3 separate regions of the Mus musculus genome follow, and regions 2 and 3 are each linked to region 1. The links are chromatin loops, found by intact Hi-C in ENCODE. Cell type or tissue: heart. All regions are shown on one strand.

Region 1 (8,000 bases):
TGCTGGATGAAGTGCTGGTAATCTGCTCCCTGATCGCCGGGGACAATGGTGGCGCCGTCGTATCTGAAAGTCACCCTTTGGGTTGGAGGAAGAAAAGAAACATAGGTGAGCGGCGGCGGCGAGCGGCACGAAGCAGGTCACTACTGGCTTCCCCGGCCCCGCGGCGTTGCTCACCAGATGACCGCCGAGCCGTCGTCCCGCACTAAGTTGTACGCCGCGCGACACGCCTCCTTGTCGATCTTCGTGGCCATGGCCGCCGCGAGGACACTGCCGGAACCAGTGAACGCGTCCCTGATCCGCTACGAGAGTCGAGCGGGCTCCGAGAGTGGGCAGGGGAGGTGGCCGCTCGCAACAGCAAGCTAAGGTCCTCGGAGAGAGGCCCGCGGTTACTGCAGAGCCAGAGCGCGCGCGGGGACTCCACTCCCGTGAAAGCCACGCCCCTTCGCTCCCATTGGTCAGGCGAGGCGGGGGCGGGGCGTCTCGCACATCCGGCGGCCAATCCCAGTCTGTGCGGATTGCGCAACTCCGCGGAGGGCTGGAGGGGGGCCCTTCCTCCTCGTCTTCCCTTCCTCCGCCTTCTTCCCTCCCCACTCCGTGGGCCCCAGCCCCTCGCTTCTTCCACCACCTTCTGTGTTCTCCGATCTCGCTCTCCTTCCTCCTTCCCTCTCTCCTTCCCTCCATTCCTCTCCTTCCCTTACGCCGTTGTTCTCCTCTTCTTTCAGCCTCTACCTTGTTCGCCTTCTCATCTCTCCTATTTATCCCACCCCAAGCCCCTTTTCCCTCCTCCCTAAGGCCTCCTTCCTCCTTCTCCTCTGCATCTTCCCTCGAATCTTCTTATTCTCTCTTCCTCCCTCGTTCCCTCTACCAGTGAGCTGGGCTGCAGAGCTCTCCACCCCTCCCCCTCCTTCAGAAGAATAACTTAAGTCAGCACTCAGATGAGCCAGGCTGGCCAAGGCTGGCGCCCCTAACCCAGTGTTTGTTTGCTCTTTGGATTTGGAAAGGGAAGAAGTGGAAAGAAGGAAGCATTTCATTTGGAAAGAGAATCACTGTTGACTTTGTAGCCTGGCTATCTGCAGTCACGTGGGGTGCTGGGGCGGGATGGGGCGGCATCCTTAACCCCCTTACTGGGTCATTCATTCACTACTCCTCTACCATCTGTCCTACCGGCAGGTGAAAGGCTGGCCCTGGAGGCCCAGCTCTAGAACTGCTTGTAATTCTCAGCCCCGAGCCATAGGGCAAGCTCTGAAACCTTATCAAGAGGACTGCTCTCTCCCCGTGGTAAGACGAGCCTCAGGGAGCCTCAGCAGGTGCCTTCAGCCTTAACTGAAATGATGTACAGAAACCAGGGCGGGCATCAAAAGAGGTCACTGTTGGTTTGCTATTGACTAAAACGGATCATAGACAGAAACTGAAAAGATCTGGAACATGTATAAGGGATAGGAAAACCCTTAGGCCTGAAGGTGTGGCCCAAAGAGCCAGCATCTGTGAGGTCCCAGGTTCTCTCTCTCAGTACCTCACCTTAAAAAAAAAAAAGAAAAAGTCTTGACACAGTACCTCACCAGGCAGCTCAGAACTCAAGAGGTTAAAAAAGAAGGGTTATACATTGACAACCAGGCTGGGCTGCATACTGGTTTCCAGGCCTGCCTGGGCTACAAAATAAGACCCTGTCTCAGATTAGGAGAGATGGTTTATCCTCTGCTAGAGGACTTTAGATTCTTTCTCAGTACCCATGTCTGTAATTACAGCTCCAGGGGAATCTGATGTCCTCCTCTAACCTCTGTAGGCATCTGCACACGCACACACACACACACACACACACACACACACACATGCATACACACACACTACAATCTTTAATACACACATATAACCACACTCTTTTATACATGCACACATACACACACATGTGTACACATACACATGCATACACACACACCCCACATACATATATTCGAATAAATAAGAAGCATAGTGATAGACACCCATTATCCTAGTACTTGGGAGCTGTCTGCAAGAGAATCAAGAAATTCAGGGTCATCCTGAGATGCATAGATAACTGAAGCCAGCCTGTGCTACATGAAATTATCTCAATACAAACTACACACACACACACACACACAATTGGGGCAAAGCTGCCAAGAAAAAAATACTACTTTCCTCAAAATGAAAAAAAAAAAAAAAACAAACAAAAACAAAACCCCATGAAAACTTTTTTCCACTCAAATCGCAAAGACATGTGTGACCGGCCAGGTTCAGTGGCTATCTGTGTGTGTCCCTCCCTTATGACCTTGTGAAGCAGAGGACCTCAGATGCTTTTCACCTTGTCTTGTCTTGTCAGTCAGGGTCTCTCACTGGCCTGGAGCTTACCAAGTCTGGCAGGCCATTCAACCCCAGGGCTGCAACTGCTCTCCAACCTCCCCAGTGCAGGGATTATAATAAGCAGAGCCACTGTGTGGCATTATTTCTTAAATGTGAGTTCAGGGGTTCAGATCAGGACCTCATGCTTCCATGGCAAACACCTTGATGATTAGGTTATTTTCCCCTTCGTGTGTGTGTGTGTGTGTGTGTGTGTGTGTGTGTGTGTTTTGTTTTTGTGTTTGTTTGTTTGTTTGTTTGTTTTTTGAGAAAGGGTCTCATGTAGCCCAAGCAGGCTTCCAATTTACTATGAAGCAGAGAATAACCCTGAACTGTTGGTCCAGCCTCCACCTCCCAAATGCAGGGAGTACAGGTGTGTGCCACCAGGCCAGGCCTTCAGATGACCTTAGAGACATGAAAAGGTTCCAGAGAAGGGCATCAGACCCCCTGGAACTGAAGTTGCCGGGGACTGTGAGCTGCCTGACCTGGGTACCGAGAACTGAACTTGGGTCCTCTTGAAAAGCAGCAAGGGCTTTAACCACTGAACCATCTCTCCAGCCCCTGTTGCTTGTTTCCTTGATTAGTTGGTTTGGTTTGGTTTGGGGGGTTTTGTTTTGTTTTTGTTTTTGTTTTTGTTTTTAAGACAGTGTTTCTCTGTGTAGCCCTGGCTGTCCTAGAACTCACTCTGTAGACCAGGCTGGCCTCAAACTCAGAAATCCACCTGCCTCTGCCTCCCAAGCGCTGGGATTAAAGGCGTGCACCACCACTGCCTAGCAAATATATTGTTTATTCTTAAGACATTACTACCAAAGACCCAAGAATGGTGGTACATAGACTTTAATCCCAAGACAGAGAAGGCAGACTGATCTCTGAATTGTAGGCCAGCCAAGGTTGGCTAAACCTACATAGCAAAATCCTGCCTACCTCAAAAACAAAGGAAAGGAAGGAAGAAAAAAAGGAAGGAAGGAAGGAAGGAAGGAAGGAAGGAAGGAAGGAAGGAAGGAATTACTATCAATAAAATGAAGTCAACCTTACAGCTTCTAGCTCTACCTTCTAGGCACCATGGTGTCAATCACCTAAGTGAGTAAACGGAATTAACTCCCTGGGGCGGCAACTGTTCTTTCTGCTCCTTGCTGAGGGCGCCCTCTACTGGGATGAACATGTAAAAGGTTTGTTTGCCAGGGAACCGTAATTCTAATTAGTACAAACCCCATCTGTCTGCTCAGCTAAGGAAACATCAATAAAACAACTACATACAAGATGTGCTGGGCTCTAATCCTTGACCTCAGTTGGAATCCATAGAATTTCACAACACACAAAGTAATCTGGCTGGGTGTGGTGACCTGCACCTGTAACCACAGGACCCCAGAAAAAGAGGCAGGAGACATATATTTCAGGTCAGCTGAATCTACAGAATAAGTTCCAGGACAGCCAGAGAGCTACAGAGTAAGATCTTCTGACAAAAATCAGGCTCAAAAATCTAGTCCCCAAGAGGCAGAGAATGGAGGATCAGGAGTCCAGGGTCATCCTTGGCTACACAGCCAGTTTAAGGCCAGCCTGGGCTACCTGAGACTCTGTCTCGAGACAAAAACAAGAACCAAGGGCTGGAGAGATGGCTCAGTGGTTAAGAGCACTGGTTGTTCTTTCAGAGGATCCCTGTACAATCCCCAGCACCCATTTTACGGTAAGCAATCCTTTGTAACTCCAGTGTTAGGGTTTCCGGCCCCCCTCTGGCGTCTAGAGACATCTGCACACATGGTATTCACAAACTCATGTAGACACACACACTCATACATAAATAAAACAAACAAACAAAACTTTAAAAACAAACCAGCAACATCCATTGTAATCCACTGCTGTATTTGCACCCCTGCAGAAACCTGACAGACTCATTTTCCTTGAAGCTAAAAATTGAAAGAAAAAAAGTTTCTCCTCTGCTGACCTGCCAGGTCGCATAGCACACACCCGACTTCCCCAACACCCCCCCTCACCCCACCCCCACCCCCGGCATAGCATACATCCAATTCTCCCTCCCTCGGCAAAGCATACACCCGACTCCCCCCCCCCCAGCCCCACCTTGGCATAGCATACACCCGACTCTCCCTCCCCAGGCAAATGCTGCACCTGGAGACAGGTGCCTCCCTGGGAAGAGATATTTATAGGCAGGGCTATTTATAACCTGAGCTGATCTCACCAATTGTCAACGCTTTACAAAGAGGCTCTCAGGAATGTCGGAAGGATTAAGCTGCCTAAGTGGGAACTGAAAGTACAGTCTTGGGGCTCTTGGCTGTTGGCAATGTTACTTATGTTCCACTCCGACGAAGCCCAGGGTGGAAGCCCAAGGGTTGCACAAAGGTTAAGGTTGCGTATTGGTAAGGGCTGGGCAGGCGTCAGCCCCAAGCCTACCTCAGAGTCTTTTCATGACATTTGACATGTTTATTTTATGGGTGCATGGGTGGAAGGCACGTGGGCATGCTCCAGGGTGCATATGTGGAGGTCAGAGGACAACTGTGGGAGTCAGATCTCTTCTTCCACCGTGTGGGTCCTGGGGATCAAACTCAGGTCTTCAGGCTTGGCAGCAAGCCCCCTTACTGGCTGAGCCATCTGGCAGGCCCATTTCAGATAACTTTGAAATAAAATAAATAATTTGTGTTCTCCCTGAAATGTGCCCCTCCTCCCACACACACACAAAATTTTTTTAAAGTGTAATTTCTTTTTTTTTTTTGGAGAGGAAACCATATGTCCATTTATTGGCATCACCAACCATGAACAAGACAGGTGTTTTGTTTTTGTTTTGTTTAGTTTTTCTTTTGAAATGAGGTTGATTTCAACCCCTGTAGCAGGTGCCCACATGGCTTCACTTTGAAGATACAGCTCTCTACACTTCAGGCAAGGACCATATTCCTTTTTCGCAGATTTTATGCAGCTGTGGGAAGTCTCCTTGCCATTTGCTTTGAAGCCTGTCTTTGAGGAATCCTTTACATAGATCTAGTAGAATCCGACGTGGCAGAGTCCCACCTGCTGCCGGCACATTATCATAACATCTAAAGAGGGGCATGGTGAGATGACTCCTAGGATGCTATGATATTGGGGGCTCAGCCAGCTGCAGGATGGTCAGACCTGAGCAGAAGATATGGGGGTTTTTTTTGGTTTGGTTTGGTTTTAGAAAATAATAGGAACTTTGAAAGCAGTACAAACATTTGGCTGCACTGAGAACAGAACATGAGTAAAAATATTAGAAAATTGTGCTTAACTTTCGAGGAATGTGCTCTTAAAAGCTTTACTCTTTTCTCTGTGAAACCTGGCAAGTCAAACTGCCCCACGGAACTGGGGATTTGTCTTTTGCTTGGTTGCTTTTCTGTTCTAATGATCATAACTTGTTAGTTTAAAAAACAACTAGGGATTGGAAACATGGCTCAATGATTAAGAGCTCTTCAGAGAACCAGAGTTCAGTCACCATCCAAAGGTTAAAAAGTTCCTAACAAAGCCGGGTGTTGGTGGCGCACGCCTTTAATCCCAGCACTTGGGATGCAGAGGCAGGTGGATTTCTGAGTTCGAGGCCAGCCTGGTCTACAGAGTGAGTTCCAGGACAGCCAGGGCTACACAGAGAAACCCTGTCTCGAAAAGCAAACAAACAAAAAAGTTCCCAACAGGGCTGGAGAGATGACTCCGCGGTTAAGAGCTCTGACTGCTCTTCCAGAGGTCCTGAGTTCAATTCCTAGCAACCACATGGTGGCTCACAACCATCCGTAATGAGATCTGATCCCCTCTTCTGGTGTGTCTGAAGACAGCTACAGTGTACTTACATATAATAAATAAAATAAAATTTAAAAGTTCCTAACAGCCTGTAACTTCAGCTCCCAGGAATCTGATGCCCTCTTTGGCCTCTGTGAGCATTGTTATATTGTTGTAGCTAAAACTAGTCAAGGAATTCTACCCCACCTTTGATTACATAGTTCCCAAATAAAAGACTCAAAACCTTTATATTTGTAATAAGCCTTAATAACACCAGAGCTGGGCAGCTATCTACCCTCTGAGCTATTTTGTCTACTTCCCTCAATAACCCTGAGATATAACTTCCCATGTTCTGTTTAGGCAGCTCATACTCTGACTGGCCAGCCCTTGTTCTCACGATGATCATTTATCCATGGAGTCTTTCTCTCTTCCCTCCTTGTGCTTCTCCTCAGACCCCGAGCCTGGCAAACCGAAGCCCCGCCTCCTTTTCTTCTGCCCAGCTACAGGCTGTAGCATCTTTATTCAACCAATAGCTTTAAATGAAGGAGCAAGCTTCCGTAGCATCACTCGGTGTGCATGAGGATGTCCTCATGTCTGAGGCAACCAGACCTTGGGGGCCTCATGGTTGTGCGCCACCACGAGGTTGCTGGGAATTGAACTCAGGACCTCTGGAAGAGCAGTCAGTGCTCTTAATCACTGAGCCATCTCTCCAACTCATCAATTAAATTATTTTTATTTTATTTTATTTGCTTTTTTCAAGACATGGTTTCTTTGTGTATCTCTGGCTGTCCTGGAACTCACTCTGTAGACCAGGCTGGCCTCGAACACAGAGATCCACCTGCCTCTGCTTCCCAAGTGCAGATGATTAAAGGGGTGTACCGCCACCGCCGCCGCCGCCGCCTGTCTATTCAAATCATATATAAAATAACAAGCTAAACTATCAATGCAAACGAACAGTTGCTAAATCCAAAGGTGAGCCTTTCAGAAATAGACACAGATCCTGACAGTATAGAAAATAAAAAAAGGCGCAGTGGGAAATGCACTACCAACACCACCACACTTGCTCACCCCCACGCCCAGCCCACCCTGCTACACCCCACACAGCAGCAGCCTCACAAAGCGAAGCCCCAGTTTGCACCAGGACTGTGTGTTCCATGAGCAAACACTTGACTGATTTGCTTGCCCTGATTTCCTTCCCTCCCTCCCTACATGCCAGTCTATACCAGAATCCCCCGGCGGGGGTGGGGGTGGGGTGGCCCTAGAAGGAAGCCACAGAGAGAGCCCTGGGCCCCCCTGTCTCTAAGTCTCATCCACTGGGGCCAGGTCAGAATGGGTAAAGCCAAGATGCAGGGACAGACCTATCAGCTTCTGGAAGAGAATTCTCGCCCAGACCTGGGGAAGAATTTACGCTATAGTGCTCTAGCTCACGCCCACTGTGGGTGCCGCTCAGGAGCAGGGGGCGTCGCTTGCCTAGGTTGCATAAGGCCCTGGATCCATGTGAGTGCGTGTCTCAAAGTCAGACATGGCGGCTCACACCTACAATCTCAGAACTCAGGAGGCTGAGGTAAGAGGGTCGCAAGTTCAAGGCAAGTGCCAGCTACACGGTGTGTCATAGTCCAGCCTGGGTTCAAGTGAGATCCTATCTCAAGAGTCTGCTCCACCATGGGAACTGAAGACTACGTGCTGGCTGAAGAGAAAGCCTTCCCCCAACTCTCTCCCATTTCCATGTCCTGTGGCAGCTGATAATCTTCAAGTGGCCTCCGTGGTAGAGTTAGGCTGGTGGGGGACAAATGGACTCCTCCATGAGGTAGTGATTCCCTGAAACAGGAAGAGCTAGGGTAAGTTCTTTCTTGACCCAGTGGCTGTTCCTCTAGTAGCTTTCACTTTAAAATTTTTGTTTCAAGCCAGGC
Region 2 (8,000 bases), 84 kb after region 1:
AGACCCTGGGGTTAACCCCAGTCAGAGATTGAACCCAAGCAAGTCAGAATCAGTCAGCTCAGTGTCTCAAAGCTGGGATGAGGGCTGGACTCCACCCCAGGCACTGATGGGAGTTGTTACAGGCCTGGCCTGTGTGCTGCAAGCAAGCCTAAGAGGGGCTCCCCGCTTCCCGCTTCTGTGCAGAAGCAGCACTGACGGCCAATTGCGTCTCTTCTGAAGGTTCAGACCCTCAGCTTCACCGGACTCCCTCTGGAGACTTCCCAAAACAAGATAACACACACACACACACACACACACACACACACACACACACACACACACCCCATGGTACTCTCTAAGGTCAGAAGAGGGCATCCAACCCCCTGGGATGGAGTTATCGGTGGCTGTGTTGTGAGACACGTGTGGGTGCTAGGAATTGAGCCTGTAAGATAGGATAGCCAGTGATCTTAACTACTAAGCCATTTCTGAAGCCCCTAAAAACTTTATTTTATGTTGTTTTGTTTTTGAGACAGGGTTACTCTGTATACTGTAAAAAACTTTTTCTTTCCTTTTTTCTTTTTTTAACATTTACTTATTTGTACCTGGGTGGTCAAAGGACAACTTGGAGAGCCAGTGCTAAAGTAAAAGTTAGGGTTGCGCTCAGATTGTCTGGCTTGGCAGTAAGCACGCTTGCCTGCTGAGCCTTTCCCACTCCTCCCCACTGGAGAGGTTCGATATTGACCTCCTCCTTAAAGTGGGAAGAGCTGTGTGCTTCTTCATCAGCTGCTCTAGATCCTTGGGGTGTAAAACCAACCTTTGGGGAAGCCAGCAAGCCAGGTCAGTCATGGCCTGAAGGCTTGTTGCTGTGACTTCCTTCCGGGCAGCCGACCTTCAGCTATTGGGACTTTTGTTGGTTTTGATCCAGCAATTCCATTCAGTGGGGAGTCCTGTAGACCTGGGGGCACCTGCGGGTGCCTGCCTGTGCAGAATTAACACTGTGGGGGTGATGGGCACTCATCAGTAGTTAGTTGGTGAGGTCTTGGCCTAGGGCTGGTGTAAGGATTTCAAGGAGAGCCGGCCATCCCAATGAACTGGCAGACAGCAGTGTGTTGAGCTATAGTCCTGTACAGTACGTGTGCCCACCATAACTCCAAATACAGAATAATTTCCTTGCCCAGAGGTTCCCACTGTTGGAGGCACTATTATCTGCTGGTACCTGCCCGGGACTGCACCTGCCCACATTTATTTATTTATTTATTTATTTATTTATTTATTTATTTACATGGTTCTTTTCCCGCTTCTCTTCAGGCCAGCCTCAAGGTGTACAGCAGAGAGTACGTGGGACTTACTTCTCCATTTGTCCACTTGTGTTTGTTAGCAGTTCTAGTGTGATGAGAGCTCTGTGAGCATCCATTGCTGCTCTGTAGACAGGACTGGGAAGCTGCTAACAGTGGGGTTTTGTTACATGAATCATGGTTTCTAATTTTGAGATTGCGTCTGTAGCAACAATTTAGCTCAAATTTTCAATGAAAATACCAAGAATATGCAGCCAGCCTGTTGAAAGCCTGACAAGATTTTAGTACTTGGAATAAAATATGCAAACAAAATAGACACCAAACCAAAACCCGCACTTTCCAAAGCTGGGTGCCACTCTGTGCCACTCTGTGAGTGACTTGTAATGCTAATGACTGTTCCCTTGTGCCCGGACCCTCAGCTCAGAGAAGTAGCTCCTGCCCTTTGTAACATTCACCAGCCTGCAGTTAGCTTGCCTTGTGACAGCCATTGAGGGTTGATGTCCTGAGTCTTCAGTATCTGCTCACGTTATCCTCAGTCTCACCAGTTCACTTGGGGGAATTGTGACATCAGTGAAACTCCCGGCTTGCAGTGTCACCTTCAGGTGTCCCCCAAGCTATCACACCACTCTCTCCAGAGTGTGATTTGTCTAGTGTGGCTGTTACTGAAGCCAGTTAGCATCGACCTTGAAATGTGTAGCAACCCAATGCATTTCCTTTGGGTACAACTCAGTCTGAGGCTTATTACTACCGCCCTGTGTGGGACAGTGGTGACACTGTCCCCCTCCCCGCACCCTGGGAAGCTTGTGCGTCCCATGTGAGCGGAGCTGCAGGCAGTTGGCCTTACCTTACTCTCTGACTTTTTTATGGTTTGTTTTTGTTTTTTTCCTCATACACTCTATTTTGATGTTTTTCTCTTCCCAGATTCTCTCCACCTCCCTGCCTATCCAACATCATGTTCTCTCCCCCTCAACCCCCCAACAAAAAAACTAAGACAAAAACCACAAACAAGCAAACCAGTCACAGAACTTGTTCTGTGCTGACCAAGTCTGCCTAGGCACGGGGTTGAGTAGTTGGTGGACCCAGTGACAGACACTCTGGGGAAAGTGACTGCCTCTTCCCCAGCAGCTACCAATTGTAAGTGGTTTCTTGGTTAGTGTAGGCTTTAGCATCTTCCCCTTTTTTCTTTTTGAGACTTTTTTCCTGTCTAGCCTTGGGCTGTCCTAGAGCTCCCTCTGTAGACTACAATGGCCTCAAACTCAGAGCCACCTTCTGCCTCCTGAGTGTGCATGTGCACCACCACTGTCTAGCAGACCTTTTTTTTTTTGAGACAGGGTTTCTCTGGATAGCCCTGGCTGTTCTGGAACTCACTTTGTAGACGAGGCTGGCCTCTAACTCAGAAATCTTCCTGCCTCTGCTAAGATTAAAGGCGTGTGCCACCACACCCAGCTTCTAGTAGACTTTTTAAATACAATTTGTAAATCATTTTTATTTTATGTTCATTGTTGCTTTGACTGCATGTATGTCTGTGTGAGGGTGTCAGAAGCCCCAGCTTTGGAGTTAATATAGATGATGTGAGCTGTCATATGGGTGCTGGGAATTGAACTGGGTCCTTTGGAAGAATCAGTGTTCTTAACCATTGAACCATCTTTCTAGGTCCCATCCCAATATTTGTTTGTTTTGAGACAGGGTTTCTCTGTGTAGCCCTGGCTGCCCTGGAACTCACTCTGTAGACCAGACTGACCTCTGACTCAGAGACCTGCTGCCTGCCTCTGTCTCTCAAGTGCTGGGATTAAAGGTGTGCCACAGTGCCTGGCTTACTTCCCCTTTTCAGTGCTGGCCTTTTTTCGATTAAGGTTTAGAGTGTTGAGCAGGTAGGTATTGGTGTGATGTGTGCATGTCCATGTTTCTCTCTTTTCTTGTTTATGCTTGTGTTTTGCTTGTGTTGTTTTGTGTTTGCCATGCTTGGGGCACAGCATAGAGCCTCATCAATGCCAGGCACCCCCATCTTCCCACCCCCACCTCCCCAGTCCTACCCATGGCTTCCTACTCCTAGTCAGGCCCAGGAGCTCTTGTAGTTGGTGAGAAATCTGGAGCTTTGGCGGGTGAGCTCGTCCTCTGCAGAGAGGCTTTGCTCCCTCACAGCCTCTGTTGCCTCACATGATGGCCCTGACCTCCCAGGTAGAGAGGCTGCTTGCCTAGCTGTGCACTGCAGTGGGTAACTGTCCGGTTTGGTCATCTCCCTTGATACTGAGAACTACTGAAAAGAGCAAAGGGTTAGCTGATTACTTGTTTCAGAGCCACCTCATATTACCAGGGACCTTTTCAAAAGGTAAAGAGCGTTAATTTAGGTCAGCCAACACACCCTCCGTTGAGTTTCAGTAGCCCCTTTGGAAGCTTAGAGACTGAGGAATGCTGTTCTCCAGTGCCCCCTAGTGTCACACAGATGGCAGTCTTCAAGTGTCCTGTGATACTGGTCTGCACTCTGCAGTGAGCCTGGGTCACCTCTCCGCCTTCCCTGGGAAGAGAAGATTTTTGAGCAGAATGTCTTGTCTTGGTCTTTCTTCCCTGTCTTTTCTTAAATTTGTAAATCCTGTCTTCCACTCCCAGGAGCTTTCTCTGCCTTTTGCAGTTTATCAGCATATTGTAATTTCCCTTTTTACCTTCCTAGAAATGTAAACTGTTAAAATGTGTCCGATAGGAAGCACTCTGTGATAATGGTAAGGCCTTTTCAGAACGACCCAGTATTTTTAATTTAGTTAACTTATTATGTGGGTATTTTGCCTGCACAAGTGTCTATGGACCACGTGCTCTTCAGGAATCAGAAGTAGAACCCCCTGGGACTGGAGTTACGGATGCTTGTGAGCCACCTTGGGGTTGCTGGCAGTTGACCTCCAGTCGTCTGGAAAAGCAACCAGTGCTCTCAACTGCTGAGCCATCTCTAGAGTGATCTCTCAATGGTGTGCATGGCTGTAAAGCCTTTAAAAGGGATGGCATGTGATATCTGCGCTTAACATGGTCCATGAATCATCCCGGGAAGTTCTAAGTGTTTTTTTCATATTTATTTTATTTACACACACACACACACACACACACACACACACACACACACACAGTGTTTTTGCCAACATGTGTACCCTTGGAGGCCATAAGAAGGCATTGGATTGCCTGGAACTAGCGTATCCAGTGCACCGATGTTAGAACCTCGCCTGCTGGCTTCAGCTACAAAACCGAAGCAAGACGTTGTATATGTTGGTGTAATGGCTCACTGAAATACCTCATGAAAATAGATCTCATGGCAGGGGGATGTGCTGTGTGCGTCTTGATGGGATTCACTGATGCACAGGAACCAGTGGGAAGGGAGGAGTCAGGATGGAGTTGCAAGCAGCCCTGCTGTCTCCTTGTCAGTCACCAGATGATGTTTGGTGTGGCATAGCTCCAGTTAACAGGCCCTACTGTGTCCTTTGATGGATTCTCAGCAGGATATAACTGAGGTCTTCACCACACACACAGTGGTGCCTGTGCAGCAGTGGATTTACGCATGACCTGTGAATTCTGTTCTTTATACCCACACAGTTTCCCTTTTGTATTTTGAATTTTGAGATGTGGTCTCTACACATCCCTGGCTGTACAGGAAGTCACTCTGTGGACCAGGCTGACCTCAAACTCAAGAGATCCACCTGCCTCTGCTTCCCAAGCGCTATACTGCCATCCTATACTTAGTTTCTGTCTTGCCTGCATGTATGTCTGTGTAACAGGTGCATGCCTGGTGCCCATGGCGGCCTGAAGAATGTAATGTGATAGAGACAGTCAGACAGTTGTGTGACATCACACAGACATAGGGAATTGAACTTCAGGAGTATCTTCTCTTAGTCATTGAGCCATGTTTCCAGCTCCTAGTCAGTTTCTTGAATAAAACATGATTTAAAAAGAAAAATTCTAAAATAGTACACCCTACTAACAACACTACCAGAGCTCTGTCAGACCCGGCTAGGTCATGAGTCCAGAGCTTTTGAACAAATATGTGCATTTTTATTTCGCATCATGTGTGTGCGGGGGTGGGCTCTTTGATCAGCAGTTTGTCTGTCTTTAACAGGCCCTCTTAGGTGGCCTTGAACTTAGATAATCTGATACCCATCTTCCTCTTCAGTGCCTGGATTAAAGGCAAAGGCCACCATGTCCTGGTATGAATTATTTGCAAGAAAAGCACTCTGGCAGACTTTTTCAAGTGACACCAAATAAGGAACCAAGTGAAAAGTCCAGGAGAGATTGTCACCTGATTCTCCCTCCAGGAGGGAGCCTGGGTTCTGCAGTCAGACTGCACATTTCCAAGATTTAGCCCTTTCTGAATTAACCATTTCTTTTAAAAAAAAATGGATTGTATGTGAACAAATTAGAAAGTGTGTTTCCAAGTGAAATGTAAGTGAACATTTCTGAGCTGGAGAGATGGTTCAGTGGTTAGAACCCTTGCTGCTCTGGTGGGTTTAGCTCCCAGCACCCACATCAGGCAGGTCAGAGACACCCATAACTTTAACAAGTCACACTGATTTAATTCTCATCCATAGATATCTTTCCTACATTGTTAGTAGTTAGTTAGTTAGTTAGTTAGTTAGTTCTTATCCCTAAGAGGACCCAAAAGGCTTTCTGAGTGTTGCTTCCCTTGAGAGGGAGGTGTGGTCTCTCTGGTGTCTCTGAGTTTCATTGGCTTCACTGTATCCATCCCTGTCTGTCACCATAGTTCTCTTAATGGGATTTAGAAACTTCCCATAGATGTCAGGCCCGCGTGTGCTTTACAACTAACCACACCCCTGCTCCTTGAGGATGTTAACTATACGTTGAGTAACATATTTATGGGATGGAATTCTGTGGAAGTAAGACGTCAGCATTTAGTTTCTTAGTTTTTAAAACCTCCTGGTTGCTATATACATCGATTCTGCCACTAAACACACCAGTTGAAGTTTTTAATAAGTGATTTGAGTTTAGTCTGGTGTTCACCATTCATACTGTGGGTCTTCTGTTTCCTTCTCACACACTGTTCTGTGAGTGATGTTAATATAAGCTTTCTCATACTGTGAGCAATTGGCTAATGTTGCAGTTGGTAAGAGGCTGAGTTAGAAAGCATTTCATGAGAAAACTCTGGACTGTGTGGGATCTCAGTGTTTCCACCGTGACGTGACGGCGGCCCACTGTCAGCTTGTGGCCCAGGACATGTGTGCACTACGGGAGAGGACAGCTTTGTCTTCTGTCCACTGTCAGCTTGTGGCCCAGGACATGTGTGCACAACGGGAGAGGACAGCTTTGTCTTCAGGGTTTGCCATGGTTTTAGTAGACACAGCTCAGTAGCCTCAGGGTGGTCTCCTTGTTACTCTTCCCGCCAACAGCGCTTTTGCATAATAAAAGAGTATTTTCTACTTACTTGGTTATAGGATGTGGTTTGTAAACTTCCCTGGAAGTTACTTCTGAATTTTTTATTTTATTTATTTTATTTTATTTTATTTTATTTTATTTTTGAGACAGGGTTTCTCTGTAGACTTGGCTGTCCTGGAACTCACTCTGTAGACCAGGCTGGCTTCGAACTCAGAAATCCGCCTGCCTCTGTCTCCCGAGTGCTGGGATTAAAGGTGTGGGCCACCACCTTCCGGCTACTTCTAGATTTTTTAAGCTGCAGTAGAGCTGGAGAGACAGCTTTGCTTGTTTTCAGGACCCAGGCCTGAGTCTTATAAATATGTACTTGGCTGCCTGGCTGGCTGGCTGAATGAATGCATGTATGCATGCTGTGGAAATTCCATAGTGATAACTTGTTAGTGGCAGACTTCTTGAAGCTCTTAGGAGCTGGCGGCCATGTAGCAGAGTCACCCGTTCTGTACTAGATCCTGTGAGTTAAGGTCACTCACAGCAATATGAAGCTGGAGTCCCGTCGTTCTACTTTATGTCTATAATAAATACACATCTCTCTTGAGATTGTTAGTCAGGGTCACTGACATTGCCCAGTGAATTGTCCTATCCTTTGGCAGGGAAAAATAAAATGGAGGTAGGTAATAACATGACTCAGCAGAAAGCTAAGTGGAGGCGAAAAGGGGGAACCAGGAAGATTCCCCAAAGGCAGGAGCTGGGACTAAACTTGATTTGCTTCAAAATAAGCTTTTTCAAATTTGTTCTTTGACAATTTACAGAAAAGGCTAGATGACATTTTCTTGCTTGTCATGGGGAAATACTGCCTGCCCTAGGAACCTTAGCTTGTAGTCCCTCACTCCTTACTTGAAAAGGATTTGGAAAATTCTAGTATAGATGCTTCCTAAGACAAACACATAAAATATGTGGCTTTTACAAAATAAGTCATGTGTATGTTGTAGGTAATCAAGTGTTCTTATTTTATTGTTTCAGTATATCTTTGGCGATTTCAGCCCTGATGAATTCAATCAGTTTTTTGTGACTCCCCGCTCTTCTGTTGAGGTAAGAAAAATTGTTGTCACGTACATATTTGTCGAGGTGATTGACGGTTCACTTTCACTTTAGTTGAGAGTTCTAACTCAAAACGAGTAGAGATTATCCTAGGAGTGTGCTGGGCCCGCTCGCTGGCTCTTGTAAGTCTCAGCAAAGAAGTAAGTATACCCTCACATACAGGCCAAGCCCCTGTTGCTTTCTTCTTCACGCCTGCCTTCCCTGAGGCTGCACTGCTGGGTGGGTAGCGCTCTGTCCACAGGAAGGGTTGAGTGCTGTGTGTGCCTC
Region 3 (8,000 bases), 61 kb before region 1:
TGACTTGATCCCCCACCACCACCCTCCTATGAGCCCCTAGGAAAACGACCAGTCAGTGGGCAGAGCCTCGAGCTGAAGTTGGGCTACAAGGGCCATCATGGAGGAGTGAGGCTGAGGCAGCCAGGACAGCCTTTGAGTCCTCCAGGGCATCATGGGTCACCAGTCTGTGACATATGAAAATGTGTCAGGCTCCTTTCCTCCCCTTAGTGCCTACTCCTTCATTCAGTTCCCACCTGGCATGTATAAACTAAGGGGAGAGGGTAGGACGGAGGTGTGGCTGTGGATATATGCTGCAGGTTGGGCGAGTGACATGGAGAGGAGCTGAGGTTCAGGGGCTTCTAGCAAGAAACCAGTTAGGTTATAAAGATCCAATTGGATGTCTAGGGTTGAGAGTTCATCCAAGCATGCTACTTTCCCTGTCACGGCTCAACCACCTTTCCAGGCCTTTCATAATGGGAAGCCAGGGCCCTATGCTGAGTTAGGGTTCAGAGCGGTTAAGTGATTTTCCCAGGAACACACAGCTGGGACAGAGGCAGTCCTGGTGCCAAACTGAGGGCTCTTTCCATTGTAACATGACATGGTGGGTTGGCAGTCATTTCCAGAGAAGGGAATGCTCTGTGGGTTTGGATTTTTGGAGCTCGTAGCTACTGTCACATCATATGCCACAGCATGTATGTCAGAGGACAGCTCGTGGGAGTTGAATCTCTCCTTCCACCTTGTGGGTGCCTGGGATTGAACTCATGTCATCAGACTTGGTGGCAAGCTATTTTACCCACTGAGCCTGACCCTGTGGTTTTTCAGTGTTTGCTGTTGTTCTGAGATGAGGTGTCTCCAAACTTTAAGTCCTGCCACCACCTCCCGGGTGCTGGGATGACAGGCGTTGTTCAGCCTTGCTTCTAGAGGTCCTGTGAGATCTCCCCGCGGTGAGTAGGGGACTCACTCGAAGTGTCAGGAACCTCTGAGAAAGGCATCTGAGAATGGCTCAGTCCTGGGATTCTCCCACTCTGAAGCAGGTAACCCAGCACGGACATCTTTCTGCTGGGCAGAGCCCTGGCAGGAGAATTCTGCTACGTAGGACAAGGATCACAACTCAAGGTATCAGAGCCAGGTGTGAAAACTGTAGGGAGAGGTCTCTTTCCCTGCACCCTCATTCCTGGCCGCTGCCTGCATATGTCTTACTGCTCTGCCCACTGGACCACCCTGCCTGGCCGGCTGCCATCCTAACTCTGTGTCTAGTGGCCAGAGCCACCCTAACAAAACTGTCACCATGACAACCCTCCCTGAAAGACTCTCAAGGCTTCCTTCTGAGGTTCATAAGATGCCCCTCCCCCTTTTTTTCAAACTCACCTGCTATCAAATTTCTAATGTCAGCCAGGGCTGCCCTCCTCCCTTCATGACAGTCAGCCTCAGCTACTGCCTGGAACTCCTCAGCCTTTCCTTGCCCAGCTCCCCCCTTGAGCCAAACAGTCTCACACTGCCTCAGTCAGACCTTCCCATTCCGTGACCCCTGAGCTGTCTTCTGCGTCTCCATTACCTCTGTGACTGTTTGGTCTGGCTGTACTTTCTTATCTATTTCCCATAAAGGCACCTGTCAGCCCTGCCTCTGTCCCCTCAGCAGGTGCCAGCACCTAGCCATCAGGATGTGACCAACTGCTCAAAGTGAGACAGGCACGCCTGCTGCCTAGAGTTAGTCCATGAAGGGACCTTTGCAGTAGGAGCCAAATAGTGAGAGCCCATTGGCTTCAATGGGAAGCCACCAGCCATGTGGAATCTGGGAGCATAAGGCCAGCAGGAGGGGACCAAAGCAGACCATGAGGTCAGAGGCAGAGGGAGACCTGGGCCAGGCTCAGACAGAGCAAAGTTGCATGCTCTCAAAGATGGCTCTGCCTTAATCCCTAGCTCCTATATGCATGTCACCTCCCATAGCCAACGACCTCTGTGGATGGGACTGAGTCCAGGAGTGTGAGTGTTTGCATATGCTCAGCCCTAGGAGTGGCACTATTGGGAGGTGTGGCCTTGTTTGGAGTGGGTGTGGCCTTGCTGGAGGGGGTGTGGCCTTGCTGGAGGAGGAGTGGCCTTGGAGTGGGTGTGGCCTTGTTGGAGTGGATGTGGCCTTGCTGGAGTGTGTGTGTCACTGTGGGCATGGGCTTTAAGACCCTCATCCTAGCTGCCTGGAAGCCAGTCTTCTGCTAGCAGCCCTCAGATGAAGATGTAGAACTCTCAGCTCCTCCTGCACCATGCCTGCCTGGATGCTGCCATGCTCCCACCTTGATGATAATGGACTGAAATCTGAACGTGTGAGCCAGCTATAATTAAATGTTGTCCTTATAGGAGTCGCCTTGATTGTGGTGTCTGTTCACAGCAGTAACACCCTAAGACAAGGACCTAGAGATGAGAGCATCTCAGGAGAACCCAGCTCCTGATACTGTGAGCATAGAGGAGGGATGGTCAGAGTCATCCTTGTCTATGTGAAAAGTTCGAAGGCAGTGTGGAATGTAACAGATCTCTTAGAAACAAACAAAACAAAACAAACAGTCGGGCGTGGTTGCCCATGCCTTTAGTCCCAGCACTTGGGAGGCTAAGGCAGGTAAATCTCTGAGTTCAAGGCCAGCCTGCTCTATAGAGTGAGTTCTAGGACAGCCAGGGCTACACAGGGAAACCCTGTCACAAAACACACACACACACACACACACACACACACACACACACACACACACCCCAACACCATCAAATAGTAAACAGTACTATGAAACAAAACATCAATAAAAACAAAAACATGTTCTGGGGGTTCAGGGGAAGAAAGGGGAGACCCTGCACCTGGCCTGCTGTAGATCTTAATGGATTGGAATTGCTATCAATGTAGTGACTCTGGAACTGGCTACTTACAGGTTGACAGAAAAAAATATATAGGAAAAGTCTTGTGGTGGGAATGGAGGTGGGGGTGATGATGGGGGACTCTTTAAGGGAGAGGCAGTCGGTCCTAGTCATCCCCAAACAAGACTGGGGGACATGGCAAGAAATGAAGCTATTCCCCAAATGCTATCTAAGGTCAGTTACAACAGGATGCATCAGCTCTGTGTCTAACTCAAGGTACAGACGGAGGCTGCTGCTCAGGAGTCCTGACCTTGCTCCAGAAGGTTTCCTCCCCTGTATAAGGAGTCACCAGAGGGCAGGTGACAGACCCCTCCACTTTCTGCCCCTCAAACATTTGGGAGAGCTCTTCCTGGGTACAACAATGCCATATAGCCTTGTGTCCACAAGGTGGCGCGCATGCTTGCTGCAGAATAAATTACTACAGCACTGTCTTTTAAAAAGCAAAAAACTTGGCTTTGCAGGGCCTGATGTCATATGCCTGTAATTCCAGCACTCAGAAGATGACACGGGTAGATCAGGGTTCGATGCCAGCCTCAGGTCTCAAATCATGGCTGTGATAGTTTGTTTTAAAAAGAGTACAGAAGGTGGGGTTGGAGCAATGGCTCTTCCACAGGATCCGGGTTTGATTCCCAGCACCCACATGGCAGTGTGGTGGTTAATTTGGAGTTTTGGTTTCTTTGAAAAACATAGAAATATGAAAATATGTTTTCATTTTAATCCCAGGTGTGAGATATGGGGCTGCTTCAGACTGTCCACAGCAGCTGACTGCGATTTGCCAGCTGCAGATAGTTTCTGTATTATTGCTATTTGAAATTCTGGGGGCCTTTTAGAGGGTATATAAATGCTAGGCCCCCATGAGACACGGTGGGTTGTTGATTGGTTGTTGGTGGTGGTGGTGGTTGCTGTTGGTATCAGTTTGTTAAGCAGTTGTGTGCAAAAGAAGCAACAACGAAAAGAAATTAGATATCCTGACAGCGAAGATCAAACTCCCCCGAGGAGCTCCTATGTCCCTAATCTGCAGGAGGTAGTCTAACTAACGTCACCCCCCTTTCTGAACCCTGACTTTATTCAGGGGTCTCTTTCCTTTCCTCTCTACCCTTTTTTCCTCTCTCATCTTGTGTTAGGGGGCTGAAAGAGTGGAATTAAAAAGGTGGAGAAAGGCGGAGGAAAGAGGAACCCACAAAGCAGCCTAGGACAGCTGCAGGGCAGCTCACAGCCATCTGCATCTGCTCTCAGGGGACCCAACACCTTTTTCTTGCCTCCAAAGACATTGCATATACGAGCGTTGCCAGCCTCCTTATCAGAGCCCCAACCTACCGGATCCCCCACATCTGTCCACACCCACTCCCCCCAGCACCTTCCTTTATGCCTAGAAGAAGTCCCTCATCCCCACCTCCGCTCTGGCCCCCTTGTAACTTTCACACACACACACACACACACACACACACACACACACACACCCCCGCCAAAGCTTGAGAGTCACAGTCCTCACCCAGCTCTGAGTGGAGAAACAGGACAGCACATGTCTGTGCCCACCACCCAGGGCATGGGTAGACCCCTCAGGGAGCAGGGGAGAACCCTGGAGAGCTCTCTGCCTTCCATCCCATTGCTGTCCCCGCAGGGTCTCCAGCCCTCCTAATCTGTCTCTCCATGTGACCCGGCAAAGGCTGGCTCTGTGTTGTCACTCTGAGTACAGCCCACACATCTCACAGGGTGAGACTCTGCTTCTGTTTTGTGAAACCCGGGCCTCTTGTCTTCCTCCAAAGCCATAAAAGGTGACAAAGTCGCTCAGTCACTGAAGTCCCCTTGTGCGCGGCTCAGCTGGGAGAGCTTGTGGCTTTGCTAAGAGAGGCCTGTGGCTGCCTATTCATTCACCTGTGGCACAGAAAGGAGACATGGCCTTATACGGCCAAGAGCGGCCAGCCACCCACCAGCCACCAAGCGAAGACCTGGGAGAGCAGAGGAAGTGCTCAGTTTCACAAGAGGCTCGTGAGACCTCTGTGCTGTGTCCTCTTCCCTTCTGCCTAACTCTCTACAGTAGGGCCAGGGTGGCTAGGGCCACCAAGAGTCAGGTAGGCATTCAAGTTAAATGAGATGATCCAACCTCTGGCCCAGTGGTCAAAATGAACCACACCCAGGCTAGAGATGGGGAAAGAAAGGTCTCATTTATCCCTCAGACAACTCTGTAGGGGGCTGGGTAGCCTCATCGTTCCTATTCAGGGGCCATGGCTGGAAGAGCAGCAGTAGCTAATCCACCAAGCAGGCAGCAAATGGGGGAGGCAGCATAGCCACTCTGTCCCAGGGTAGCCATGCCAGAGAGCCACCGTGAGGGCTACAGCTGTGCCGACATCAAGGCCACCGCGAGCTGAACTTGGCTATGGGAAGAACTGAGCTGGGGCTGTGACGGGGAAATACACACTAGCGTTGGTCTTAAAATGTGGGCCAGTGAGAGGGCTTGGTGAGTCAAGGGGCTTGCTACCAAACCTGATGACCTCAGTTCAAGCCCCTGAACCTACAGAGTAGGAGAGTACTGACTCCTGACCTACACACACACACACACACACACACACACACACACAGAGCAAGAGACAGACAGAGAGACAGAGAGAGAGAGAGAGAGAGTGCGCACTTAAAATTTTCAAAGACTTTAAAATGTCTTGGATTTTAAGACCATGTTGAAATAAAAACAACTTCCAACTTCCTGGGGAGTTTTGAATATAATTTTGCAGGGTCTTACACACCCTTCACACCGTTTCCCCCATGAGGAACTTTACATCAGACACACAATATTCAAATCAGGACAGACAAAGGGTATGACACACAGGGCTAGTCCAGTCATTGCCCCGGGAGTGTAGATGGGGCAGCCTTGGATAAAATGGACAAAAACCTATCCTATTGCCAGAGAGACCTGCTTGCTCTGCCCCACCCCCACCCCAATGCCTTTCCTGCTTGCTCTGCCCCCCCAGTGCTTTTATCTATGTGGAGTCCATGCTGGAACTGCACCCAGATGCCCGAACTCCTAGAAGAGACACCACACAAATTAACTACACAGCGTAGGAAACTTGGGGGAATTCATGCCCCCCCATGAGATGTGTGAGCTGTTTCTCTCTAGAGTTCAGATGTTGGCAGGGCTCCTGGGTGGGAGCTGGGGAGAGCGCTGTTGGTAGGGGTCTTACCATGCAAACAGGAGAACTTGGTTCTGATCCCCAGACCTGTGTTTAAAAAAAAAAAAAAGCCAGACTTGGTAGTGTGTGCTCAGAGTTCCAACTCCAGAGGGCGGAGCAGAAACAAGCCAGCACACATCTCAACAAAACAAGGTCAGCAGTGTCTGAGGAACGACACCGTGGATGTTCTCTGGTCTCCGCATGCGCGTGGACACACGTGTACTCTCATTGGCCCACAAGCAGAAGTTCAGACCCCAGATGCTACTAGGTTCCCTAGGGGAAACCTGGGGACCACCAGGTCTATAAAGTCGCATGACTGGCCCTCCATCTGCACAGCTATTGAGTACCCACTGTGCGCAGGGAGGAGAGCTGAAGCAGCCCCCCCCCCCCCCCGCATGGCAATTAGGTAAAAGTGAGCAGAGGGGTCAGCCGCACAAAACGGTTGAGCCAGGGGTGTTGTTCAGAACGCTGAATTGTTCCCACTGCCTCACAGACAGTGTCTGGGCATGTTGGCAGGTCAGATGGAGCAGGCGACTGTGGCAGACACATAAAGACGCCATCTGTCAGCCCTGGAGAGAAGTGTAGGGGGAACCAGCCCTGCCCACACATTGATCAGACTTCAGAACAGGGACAGGAGGGGGGATATACTGTATCGTCTCAGGCTGCCCGTCTGTGGTTCTGCTCTACAGCAGCCCTGCGGCTCAAACACCCAGATGCAGCTTCAAAGCTCAGCTGTGCTATTCGGGCAAGCTCACCTGGCTGAGCCCACCTTGAGTGTCTGGTGTGATGGAACAGGGTAGCGCTCAGCCTGCCTGGGTACTTCAGACAAATTGCTATTCCAGGCTGTGACCAGGGAGCCTCACCACCTTCTCTGCTAATGGAGTATGTTGAGGGAATTGGTAGGTAAGTCCCCCAGCTGAGCAGAGAGTTAGCAAGGGAGGGGAGCGCGCCAGCAGAACAGCAAGTTTTTCTTTTCTTTTCTTTTCTTTTCTTTTCTTTTCTTTTCTTTTCTCTTTCTCTCTCTCTCTCTCTCTCTCCCTCCCTCCCTCCCTCCCTCTCCCCCTTTCTTTCTTTCTTTCTTTCTTTCTTTCTTTCCTTTTTTCTTTCTTTTTCTTTCCTTCTTTTTCCTGAGACAGGGTTTCTCTGTATAGTCTTGGCTGTCCTGGTACTCACTCTGTAGACCAAGCTGGCCTCGAACTCAGAAATCCACCTGCCTCTGCCTCCCGAGTATTGGGATTAAAGCTGTGCGCCACCACTGCCCAGCAACAGCAAGCCTTTCTAGTGCAGACCTCAGCACAGCTTCCTGATGCTTAAGACAAGAGTGCCCCCACTTCTCACCTCCTCTCTGAGAAAGGTTCTGCCTGGCATCAGATCTCTCCAGACCCTCCAGTGACAGGCTGAAGTGTGAAGTGTGAAGATAAGCCCAGATCCGCACTTACACCTCAGTACACACACATCCTAGACACCACACATGGTGTGCACATACCACACACACACATACACACTCACTCACCCTCTCACACACACAACACACTTTCACTTTCTCTCTCTCTCTCTCTCTCTCTCTCTCTCTCATACACACACACACACACACACACACACACACACTAACAAGGCACTTTCTTTCTAACACACAAGCACAGTAAACTGTCAAACGTTTGAGGGGAGACTAGAAAAAAGAACATTTCAGCCAGGTCTTGGGGCTATCATCAAACGTTTGAGGGGAGACTAGAAAAAAGAAAATTTCAGCCAGGTCTTGGGGCTATCATCACCCGAGCAGTTCAGGAATCTGAGGCAGGAGGATTGAAAGTTCAAAGCCAACTTGGGCAACTTAATGACACTGTCTCAAAATAAACAGCAAGCGAGTGGGGGGGGGGGGGAGGAGAACACTTGGGGCATAGGTCAGTGGAAAAAAGCTTGAAGGAGGTTTGGTTTGCAAAATACCCAGTGCATGAAAGAAAG

What was found. A loop is a pair of places that touch in the nucleus more often than their neighbours do. Peaks named below come from ENCODE experiments on the same cell type or tissue, not always from the same donor. Only the 100,000 strongest peaks of a DNase experiment are listed, where the experiment ranks them.
Region 2: a loop joins it to region 1, with 2.2 times the contacts of the local background. A loop is called at or near these places in 7 of 42 quality-filtered maps.
Region 3: it touches region 1 in a loop (8-fold over the local background); 37 of 42 quality-filtered maps call a loop at or near these places.

The regions. Positions count from the first base shown.
Region 1 is chr8:119,840,150-119,848,149 of GRCm38, forward strand. Cotl1 (coactosin-like 1 (Dictyostelium)) reads right to left here and starts at 430. Exons shown (of 4, transcript NM_028071.3): 1 at 175-430; 2 at 1-75. The coding sequence starts at 251. In heart, a CTCF peak has its summit at 3,508 (motif pointing left); DNase peaks (open chromatin) are centred at 462, 1,152 and 4,702; H3K4me3 peaks cover 1,377 bases; H3K27ac peaks cover 1,646 bases; H3K27me3 peaks cover 252 bases.
Region 2 is chr8:119,924,194-119,932,193 of GRCm38, forward strand. Usp10 (ubiquitin specific peptidase 10) reads left to right here. Exons shown (of 14, transcript NM_009462.2): 2 at 7,656-7,724. Among named protein-coding and RNA genes, the nearest start is that of Usp10, 18 kb to the left of the region's middle. In heart, CTCF peaks have their summits at 2,513 and 3,713 (motif pointing left); no DNase peak of the experiment used is centred here; H3K27ac peaks cover 418 bases.
Region 3 is chr8:119,779,629-119,787,628 of GRCm38, forward strand. No RefSeq gene overlaps it. Among named protein-coding and RNA genes, the nearest start is that of Meak7, 5.2 kb to the left of the region's middle. In heart, no CTCF peak of the experiment used is centred here; DNase peaks (open chromatin) are centred at 2,073, 3,243 and 4,693; H3K27ac peaks cover 1,311 bases; H3K27me3 peaks cover 1,108 bases.